Linked DNA regions of Homo sapiens: region 1 is linked to region 2. A link is an interaction called in ENCODE POLR2A ChIA-PET data of the cell type or tissue named here. Cell type or tissue: OCI-LY7. All regions are shown on one strand. Each heading gives the region's core, and the rest is flanking DNA. Links, peaks and the distances in the headings are about the cores only. Region 1 overlaps SEPTIN9 (septin 9). Region 2 overlaps SEC14L1 (SEC14 like lipid binding 1).

Region 1 (4,393 bases), core at 208-4,207, 190 kb before region 2:
AGAGGTAGGTACTGAGCAATCAAACTTGGATAAAAAGTCTTAAAAGCATCCAGGGAAAAACAACATGTGGTCTACAGGGGAATAGCTAGATGAATGCTGATTCCTTGACAGAAACAACGGAGGCCAAAGACACTGGAACCCTATATTTTAAAGTCCTGAAAGAAAAAACTGACAACTCAGAATTCTATAACCAGTGAAATTATGGTTCAAGAATGACAGCAGGCTGGGCACAGTGGCTCACACCTATAATCCCAGCATTTTAGGAGGCCAAAGCAGGCAGATCACTTGAGGTCAGGAGTTCGAGACCAGCCTGGCCATCATGGTGAAATCCCATCTCTACTAAAAATACAAAAATTAGCTGGGTATGATGGCACATGCCTGTAGTCCCAGCTACTTGGGAGGCTGAGGCAGGAGAATCGTTTGAGCCCGGGAGGAGAAGGTTGGTGAGTTGAGATTGGGCAGGAGTTTTGAAATCACACCATTGCACTGTAGCCTGTGGGGAGACAGAGTGAGACTCTGTCTCAAAAATAAAAATAAAAATAAAAAAAGAAAGAATGACAGCAAAATAAAGATTTGCAGATAAGTGAAAATGAAAGGGAATTAGCTGTCTGCAAACCTGCACTACAAAAACCGTGAAGCAAGTTCTCCAAGATCATGGGAAATGAGACCAGATGGGAACTCAGCTCTTCAGGAAGGAATGAAGAGCACAGGATATAGCAAATACATGGGCAAATAGAAAAGATTCTGTTTTACTTTTAATTTCTTTAAAATGCATGGGGCTGTTTAAAGCAAAAATTTCCTTATTGTATTGTCTAGTTTACAATGTGTATGGATGTAGTAAATATCTAACAACCATCACATACAGGATGGAAAGTGGTAAATGAACCCATAGGATTGCCTAGTTCTTACACTTTTTTTCCATGAAGAAAAACAATGTTAATTCTAAGTAGACTGTGAAAAGCTAAGAATGTGCAATAGAATCTATAAAGTAACTACTAAAATAGCAATACAAAGAGATACAATTAAAAAGTCAAAACAGGCCGGGCTCAGTGGCTCACGCTTGTAATCCCAGCACTTTGGGAGGCCAGGGTGGGCGGATCGCCTGAGGTCAGGAGTTCGAGGCCAGCCTGGCCAGCATGGTGAAACCCCGTCTTTACTAAAAATACAAAAATTAGCCGGCCGTGGTGGCAGGCGTCTGTAATCCCAGTATACTAGGGAAGCTGAGGCAGGAGAATCACTTGAACCCAGGAGGCAGAGGTTGCAGTGAGCCAAGATCATGCTATTGCACTCCAGCCTGGGCAACAGAGTGAGACTCTGTCTTAAAAAAAAAAAAAAAAAAAAAACATAAATTAAAATAGAATTCTAAAAAATACTTAATTAACATAAAAGAAGCCAAGAAAGCAAGATGAAAGAAATAAATATCAAAGAGCAAGGTAGTAGCTCTAAACCCAGTCATATCTATAACTATGTTAAACAGAAATAGCCTGAATATTCCAATTAAAAGGCGGAGGCTGTCAGAATGAATAAAATAGCAAGACTCAACTATATACTATCTACAAAAGATGCTGTTTCAGTATAAACACAGGTTGAAATTTTCTGTTTGGAAAAAGACATACTGATGCTGCTTGAATGATGATGGAGTTATGTCTTGACAAACCCATCATAAGTGGAAAATAAATATCATCTCAAAAATGCACTTAATACATCTAACTTACCGAACATTCTAGCTTAGCCTAGCCTACCTTAACATGATTAGAACACTTACTTCAGCCTACAGTTGAGCAAAATCAACAAACACAAAGCCTATTTTATAATAAAGTGTTGACTATCTCATGTAAGTTATTGAATACTGTACTGAAAGTGAGAAACACAATGGTTTCACACATACTTAAAGTACAGTTTCTACTGTATACATACCACGTTCGCACCATGGTAAAGTTGAAAAACTGTAAGTCAAACCATCATAAGTTTCTCCATAAGCCTCTCCAGCCTTCTTATGCATCCCAAACAGCATGTTTAAGAAGGCTGGAGAGGCTACATAAATATCAATAAAGTTGAGTCCAAGATAAAATTATTACGAGATAAAGGAATACATTCATCATGGTTAAATGATCAGTTCATCGAGACACCATTATAATCATAAATGTGTATGCACCTAACCAAAGGAGCTTCAAAATACATGATATAAAACCTGAAAGAATTAAAGGGAGAAATGGGCAATTCCACAATCATAGGTGGAGACTCTTTTTTTTTTTTTTTGAGACGGAGTTTCACTCTTGTTGCCCAGGCTGGAGTACAATGGTGCAATCTCGGCTCACTGCAACCTCCACCTCCTGGGTTCAAGCGATTCTCCTGCCTCAGCCTCCCGAGTAGCTGGGATTACAGGAGCCTGCCACCACGCCCAGCTAATTTTTGTATTTTTAGTAGAGACAAGGTTTCACCATGTTGTCCAGGCTGGTCTCAAACTCCTGACCTCAGGTGATCCACCCGCCTTGGCCTCCTGAAGTGCTGGGATTACAGGTGTGAGCCACTGCGCCTGGATGCATAGTTGGAGATTTTAACACCACCTCAGTTCATTCAGGATGTTAAAACAAAATGCCTTAGGCTGGGTAATTTATAAACAGATTGTAGTGCTCACAGTTCTAGAGGCTGGGAAGTCCAAAATCAGGGTGCTCAGTGTCTGGTGAGAGCTAGCTCCCTGCTTCAGAGATGTCCTTTTCCTGCTGTGTCCCCACATGGCAGAAGGGACTAATCCCATTCACGATGACTCTGCCCTCATGAGCCAATACTTCCCTGATGCCCCAATTCCCAACACCACTGCACCAGAGATTAAGCTCCAACATATGAATTTTGGGGGACACAAACAGGTAGGCCATAGCAAACACCATTCTCTCAACATCTGAGAAACAAGCATCAGATAATCTGAAGAACACTGGTAACTAGCAATTGACCTAATCAGCAGTTATAAAGCTCTATACTCAGGAAGTCTAGAATATATATACATATTTTTTTCTCAAGTGAAAACAGTGCATTCACCAAGATACACATTCTGGGCCATAAGTCTCAAATTTTAAAAGCATGCAAAATATGCTTGTCTGGCCAAAGTAAGATTAAATTAGAAATCAATAGCTCTAAGATACTCAGAGGAGCCTTGACTATTTGCAAATTAAACAACATACTTCTAAATAACCCATGAGTCAAAGAGGAAATCACAAGAAAAATTTTACAATATTTCAAATGAAATGATAATGAAAACACAGCATACTAAAATACGTAGGCTGAAGCTAGTGCTTAGAGGGAAACTGTAAGTGCTTATATTAGAAAAGAAGTAAAAAAAAAAAAAAAAAAAAAAAAAAAAAGACCTAAGGATCTGCTTTAAGAATCTGGAAAAATGGGCCAGGTGCAGTGTAGCTCACGCCTGTAATCCCAGCACTTTGGGAGGCCAAGGCAGGTGGATCACCTGAGATCAGGAGTTCAAGACCAGCCTGGCCAACATGGTGAAACCCTGTCTCTACTAAAAATACAAAAATTAGCTGGGCATGGTGGGCATCTCCAGCTACTTAGAAGGCTGAGGCAGGAGAATGGCTTGAACCCGGGAGGTGGAGGTTGCAGTGAGCCTAGATCATGCCACTGCACTCCAGCCTGGGCAACAGAGCAGGATGCTCTCTCAAAACAAAACAAAACAAAACAAAACAAAACAAAACAACAAAAAAAACAAAGAATCTGGAAAAATATGCCAGTTACCCATGTATTGCCTCTTAACTCTGCATACATCCTGCCAGGCCCCGCTCCGTGATACTGGACCGAGGCCTTATGAGTCTTTCTCCTTGGCCAAATACAGTCATGTCAGGCTCTATCCACAGGGGACAACACTGTGGGGAGCTGCCAGGCCTTGCTGAGGTAGCAGCTTCTCTTCCTGGTTCCAGGGTCTCTTTTTCCTCTGAAGGCACAGCTGCCAGTGGCGTGTGCCCAGTGGGGCCTGCTCTGTACTGAGTTTCTCCAGCACCCCAGCTCTAGCCCAATGGGACCTCAGCAAACTTCTCAGACACCCAGCTCCTGCCCACCCATACCCTCTAGTAGGTTTCTCGGCTACCCAGTAAGCTGATCCTGCAGATCCACTCTTTCTACACCTTCTGGCAAGAACCTTTTTGTTACCAGTAGGCTGCAGGTTTCTGTGGCAGTCACACACTCTCCAACAAGGCCTGAACGTAAGACGTGGCAAGGTGTGGAGGACGCTCCGAGTTCTTGGTTTCTTTTCCATCAACCCCAGTGGTAGTAACTGCTTCTGTGTGTTTGCATACATGCCTTAAAGTATCCATCACAGAAAATTTACCATTTTAACCATTTTCAGGTGTGCAGTTTGGTGGCATGAAGCACATTCACACTGTTGTGT
Region 2 (4,393 bases), core at 143-4,142:
GTTGGGTGGATCACACGAAGCCAGGCGTCCTAGACCAGCCTGGCCAACATGGTGAAACCCTGTTTTTATTAAAATTACAAAAATTAGCCGGGCGTGGTGGTGCACATTTGTAATCCCAGCTACTTGGGAGGCACGAGAATTGCTTGAGCCCCAGAGGTGGAGGTTGCAGTGAGTCGAGATCGTGCCACTGCACTCCAGCCTAGGCAACAGAGTGAGACTGTCTCAAAAAAAAAAAAAAAAAAAAAAAAAAAAAAAAAGGAAAGAAAGCTATAAAATGTAATTGAAACTTTAAAAATGTATAGTACAGACAACAGCCAAAAGGTAGAAACAACCCAACGTCCATCGGTAAGTCAATGGATGAGCAGAATGTGGCAGATACAATTGAGTACAATTCAATTCAGAATGTGGCATATACAATTGAGTACAATTCACCCCTGAAGAGGAAGGGAATTCTGCACATGCTACAACATGGATGAACCTTGAAGACATTAGGCTAAGTGAAAAAACCCAGTTACACAAAAGGTCAAGTACTACCCAAAAACTAAAGCTACAACATGGGTGAACCTTGAAGACATTAGGCTAAGTGAAAAAACCCAGTTACACAAAAGGTCAAGTAACTACCAAGTTACGCAAAAGGTCAAGTGTCATTCTACCCATAAGAGGTACCGAGAGTAGTCAAATTTATAGGGACAGAAAGAATGGTGGCTGCCAGGGGCTGGGGAAAGGAAGAATGGGGAATGAGTGTTTCATGGGGACAGAGCTTCGATTTGGGGAGATGAGAAAGTTCTGGAGATGGATGGTGGTGGTGGCTGCACAACGATGTGAATTTAGTTAGTGCCACTGAACTCTGCACTTAAAAGTGGTTACAGGCCGGGCACGATGGCTCACGCCTGTAATCCCAGCACTTTGGAAGGCCAAGGTGGGTGGATCATGAGGTCAGGAGTTCGAGACCAGTCTGGCCAATATGGTGAAACCCCATCTCTACTAAAAATACAAAAATAGAAGTTATGGCCAGGCACGGTGGCTCATGCCCAGCCCACATGCTTGTTAATATAACGTGGACATCACTAAATAAACTCAAGAACAGCAATTTGGAGAAGTACATAAAGCAAACAGTCTCCTTCTAGTGTATGTTAAATCCGTCACATGAAAACATGATGTAATAAGAGCCTATTTATACAGCCTGTTGAAAAAAACCATTCGTTTGAAAAACTTTTAAATAAAAGTTATGGCCAGGCATGGTGGCTCATGCCTGTAATCCCAATACTTTGGGAGGCCAAGGCAGACGCATCACGAGGTCAGGAGTTTGGGACCAGCCTGACCAACATGGTGAAACCCCGTCTCTACTAAAAATACAAAAATTAGCCGGGGATGGTGGCGCATGCCTGTAATCCCAGCTACTCAGGAGGCTGAGGCAGAAGAATCGCTTGAACCTGGGAGGTGGAGGCTGCAGTGAGCCGAGATCATGCCACTGCACTCCAGCCTGGGCAACGCAGCGAGGCCCCATCTCAAAAAAAAAAAAAAAGTTATAATAGAAACCACCCTCCTTTCTTCCTATCCCATGTACTACAAATTCAAATGATGCAAATCCACACCAGGGGTTCTCCAGCTTGAGCAGGCGTTAAGAATCACCTGGAAGCCTTGTGAAGCCACAGACTGCGGGACTCACCTCCAGAAATTCTGACTCAGTGAAGAATTAGGATTTGGAACTCTTCGAATTTACATTATAAACCAACTTTGTGTGAGAAAATTCAAATGAAGATAATACGTGTTTGGAGAAGAGCTTTCTAAATATTAATGCCATAAATCCTGCAACATACCAATGACCACTTAAATCAATTTACTTCTTAAAATATGTACCCTGTAGCTTTTAGTTCTGGGCCTTGATTTTTAATACATACACAAGCATTAAACTAGGAAAAAGAAAAGAAACACACACATTTTGTGATTAGGCCTACCTCATGCTATGGAATAACTTATTTATTAAGAAAACAAGAATTATGTAATAACTCTTGGGTTTTAAATTTGGAGAAATCTTAAAGTCAGATTACCATTCCACCAGAGTCAAGAATTTTACTTAAAATAAATTTATGTTCTGTAGGAGAACCAAAGAAATAGGATTTTGTATATACTTTGTATTCATCACTACAGGAGAAAAGCCACTCAAAACACTAAGTGACACATAAACCAGGACACGCTTTTCAGGCAACTAGAGGGATTATAAGCTTCAGTTCACTGAACTATTTTACTCACAAAACATGATTTGCATCAGATTCTTTTGAACCATAAATAGTAAATACAGCCGACCAAACGACTATGTTCCAATGTAACCTTTTGTCAAAATTTTCATTATGTCATGGGATTAGAGTAAAAAAAAAACAAAAAACAAAATTTCACTGACAGAGAAGAAGTGATGCAAGAAACGAAAGCATACACTGCAAGACCCTCTACTCTTCATAGACATCTTTTTTTTTTTTTTTTAAGACGGAGTCTCGCTCTGCTGCCCAGTCTGGAGTGCAGTGGTGTGATCCCAGCTCACTGCAACCTCAGCCTCCTGGGTTCAAGCAATTCTCGTGCCTCAGCCTCCCCAGTAGCTAGGATTACAGATGTACGCCACCACGCCCAGCTAATTTTTGTATTTTTAATAGAGATGGGGTTTCACTATGTTGGCCAGGCTGGTCTCAAACTCCTGACCTCAAGTGATCCGCCTGCCTCAGCTTCCCAAAGTGCTGGGATTACAAGTGTGAGCCACCGTGCCTGGCCGAGAAATCTATTTTTGAGGGCATGAGGATTTGATTCTCACCCTGGGAACACTGGCAGTTGCAGGGAAGGTGACAGAGAGAGGCAGAGAGACCAGTGGAGTGTCAGGACCCTACAGCGGCTGCCAGTGCACAGAGAGGAACCTCCACCAGGAGCAACTGCATGCAGCCAGCTAGAGTCAGCCAGGTGAGAAAGCAGGAAAGGTATTCCAGGCAAGTATGTGGTCAAGGCACCAAGATCATGACAAAAAATGGTATACCTAGGAAACAGCAAGAAATTCGACATAATTAGACTGTGCAGTGGGTGTGGAGGCCTCGCCATGGAGAGGAGGCTGCAGGACAGGCAGAAGGCCAATGACAAAGGATTCTGGGAGCCAAGCTTAAGCTGGGAACCTCATCTTAAAGATGAGGTACGTGGACTGGGCGAAGTGGCTCACGCCTGTAATCCCAGCTGAGGCTGAGGCAGGAGAGAGGCGGAGGCTGCAGTGAGCCGAGATGGCACCACTGCATTCTAGCCTGGGCAACAGAGCGAGATTCTGTCTCAAAAAAATTAAATAAATAAATAAATAAAGATGAGGTGCAGGCACTTCATCATTTGAAACTTGCAGGCAGCACAGTCAAGTTTACAATGTACCGATCTCTCTGGCAGCAGCCCCAAGGACGAGCAGAAGAGTGAGGGGTAGACTCAGGGTCCAGAGGCTGTTGTAAGGAGGAGTGGTCTGGGGCTAAGCCACCAAGGCTACAGAAGAGCAAAGTGAGCGCCCATCCAGGAGACATCTCTGCCAGCTCCCATCTGGGCACCAGCAAGACTGAGGGGTGAGGAAGGAAGGCTGCCAGGGATGCCTGGATTTCTGCTCTGAGGGTAAGGTACCTGCGGGGCCACACATCTAAAGCAGCAGCTCAGGGGAAAGGGAGAGCTTCTGAGTGGTGTTTTATTGGTTTGGTTTTTACTGGGGTGGGTGTGTGGGTGTGGGTGTGTGTTTGTTTCTGTTGGGGTGTGTGTTTTTTGCGCAGGCAAGAGGAGATGAACTCTGTTTCAGAGGCATTAAATCTGCCTGGGACAGTGAAATGGAGATGTCTGCCAGACACCTGGCTTGGAGTTTGGAAGCTCCTGGGGGGCATCTCGGGTGAAGACAAAGCTTTGAGATCTTTAGTTTATAAAGTGACAGGTGAAGCCACAGGTTTAAATGGGGCTGCCCAGGAAGTGCTGCCCAGTAAGAGAGCCAGATAGCTATGCCTAAAATAGCATTAACTGCTCATTAAAACACCTATTATTGCCAGAAAATGCAAAATATACAACTGGGGGTCCCCAAACAGCAAAATCAGAGGAAAAGGAACAAACAATCCATCCGCACCTTAATAAGGCAAGAAAGTGGAATAAAGAAAGTCCAGATCAGAAGGGGAAGGCCGGACCCCTAAAAGGAAAAGAAGTAAGGACGCAGCCATCTACTGAAATACACAAGACATTTACAAACTGGACGCTTATCAGTACCTCGGATATTCTACTGATACACATGGCAGTACAGATCACTGAAAAACAGGGCAGATGTCTGAATGGAAAATGGATCCAGTACATATAAAGATACACATAGCAATTATTTCATATATTGATACATAATTATAGAGACAGACTT

What was found. Peaks named below come from ENCODE experiments on the same cell type or tissue, not always from the same donor. Only the 100,000 strongest peaks of a DNase experiment are listed, where the experiment ranks them.
Region 1: POLR2A ChIA-PET joins it to region 2 with 5 read pairs; 2 of 35 experiments call an interaction of 5 or more read pairs at or near these places.

The regions. Positions count from the first base shown.
Region 1 is chr17:77,345,245-77,349,637 of GRCh38, reverse strand. The region is part of intron 2 of SEPTIN9 (septin 9); the gene reads right to left. Among named protein-coding and RNA genes, the nearest start is that of MIR4316, 50 kb to the left of the region's middle. In OCI-LY7, for the core only: no CTCF peak of the experiment used is centred there; no DNase peak of the experiment used is centred there.
Region 2 is chr17:77,154,663-77,159,055 of GRCh38, reverse strand. All of the region lies in intron 3 of SEC14L1 (SEC14 like lipid binding 1), which reads right to left. Among named protein-coding and RNA genes, the nearest start is that of SEC14L1, 16 kb to the right of the region's middle. In OCI-LY7, for the core only: a CTCF peak has its summit at 4,126; no DNase peak of the experiment used is centred there; H3K4me3 peaks cover 850 bases; H3K27ac peaks cover 2,004 bases.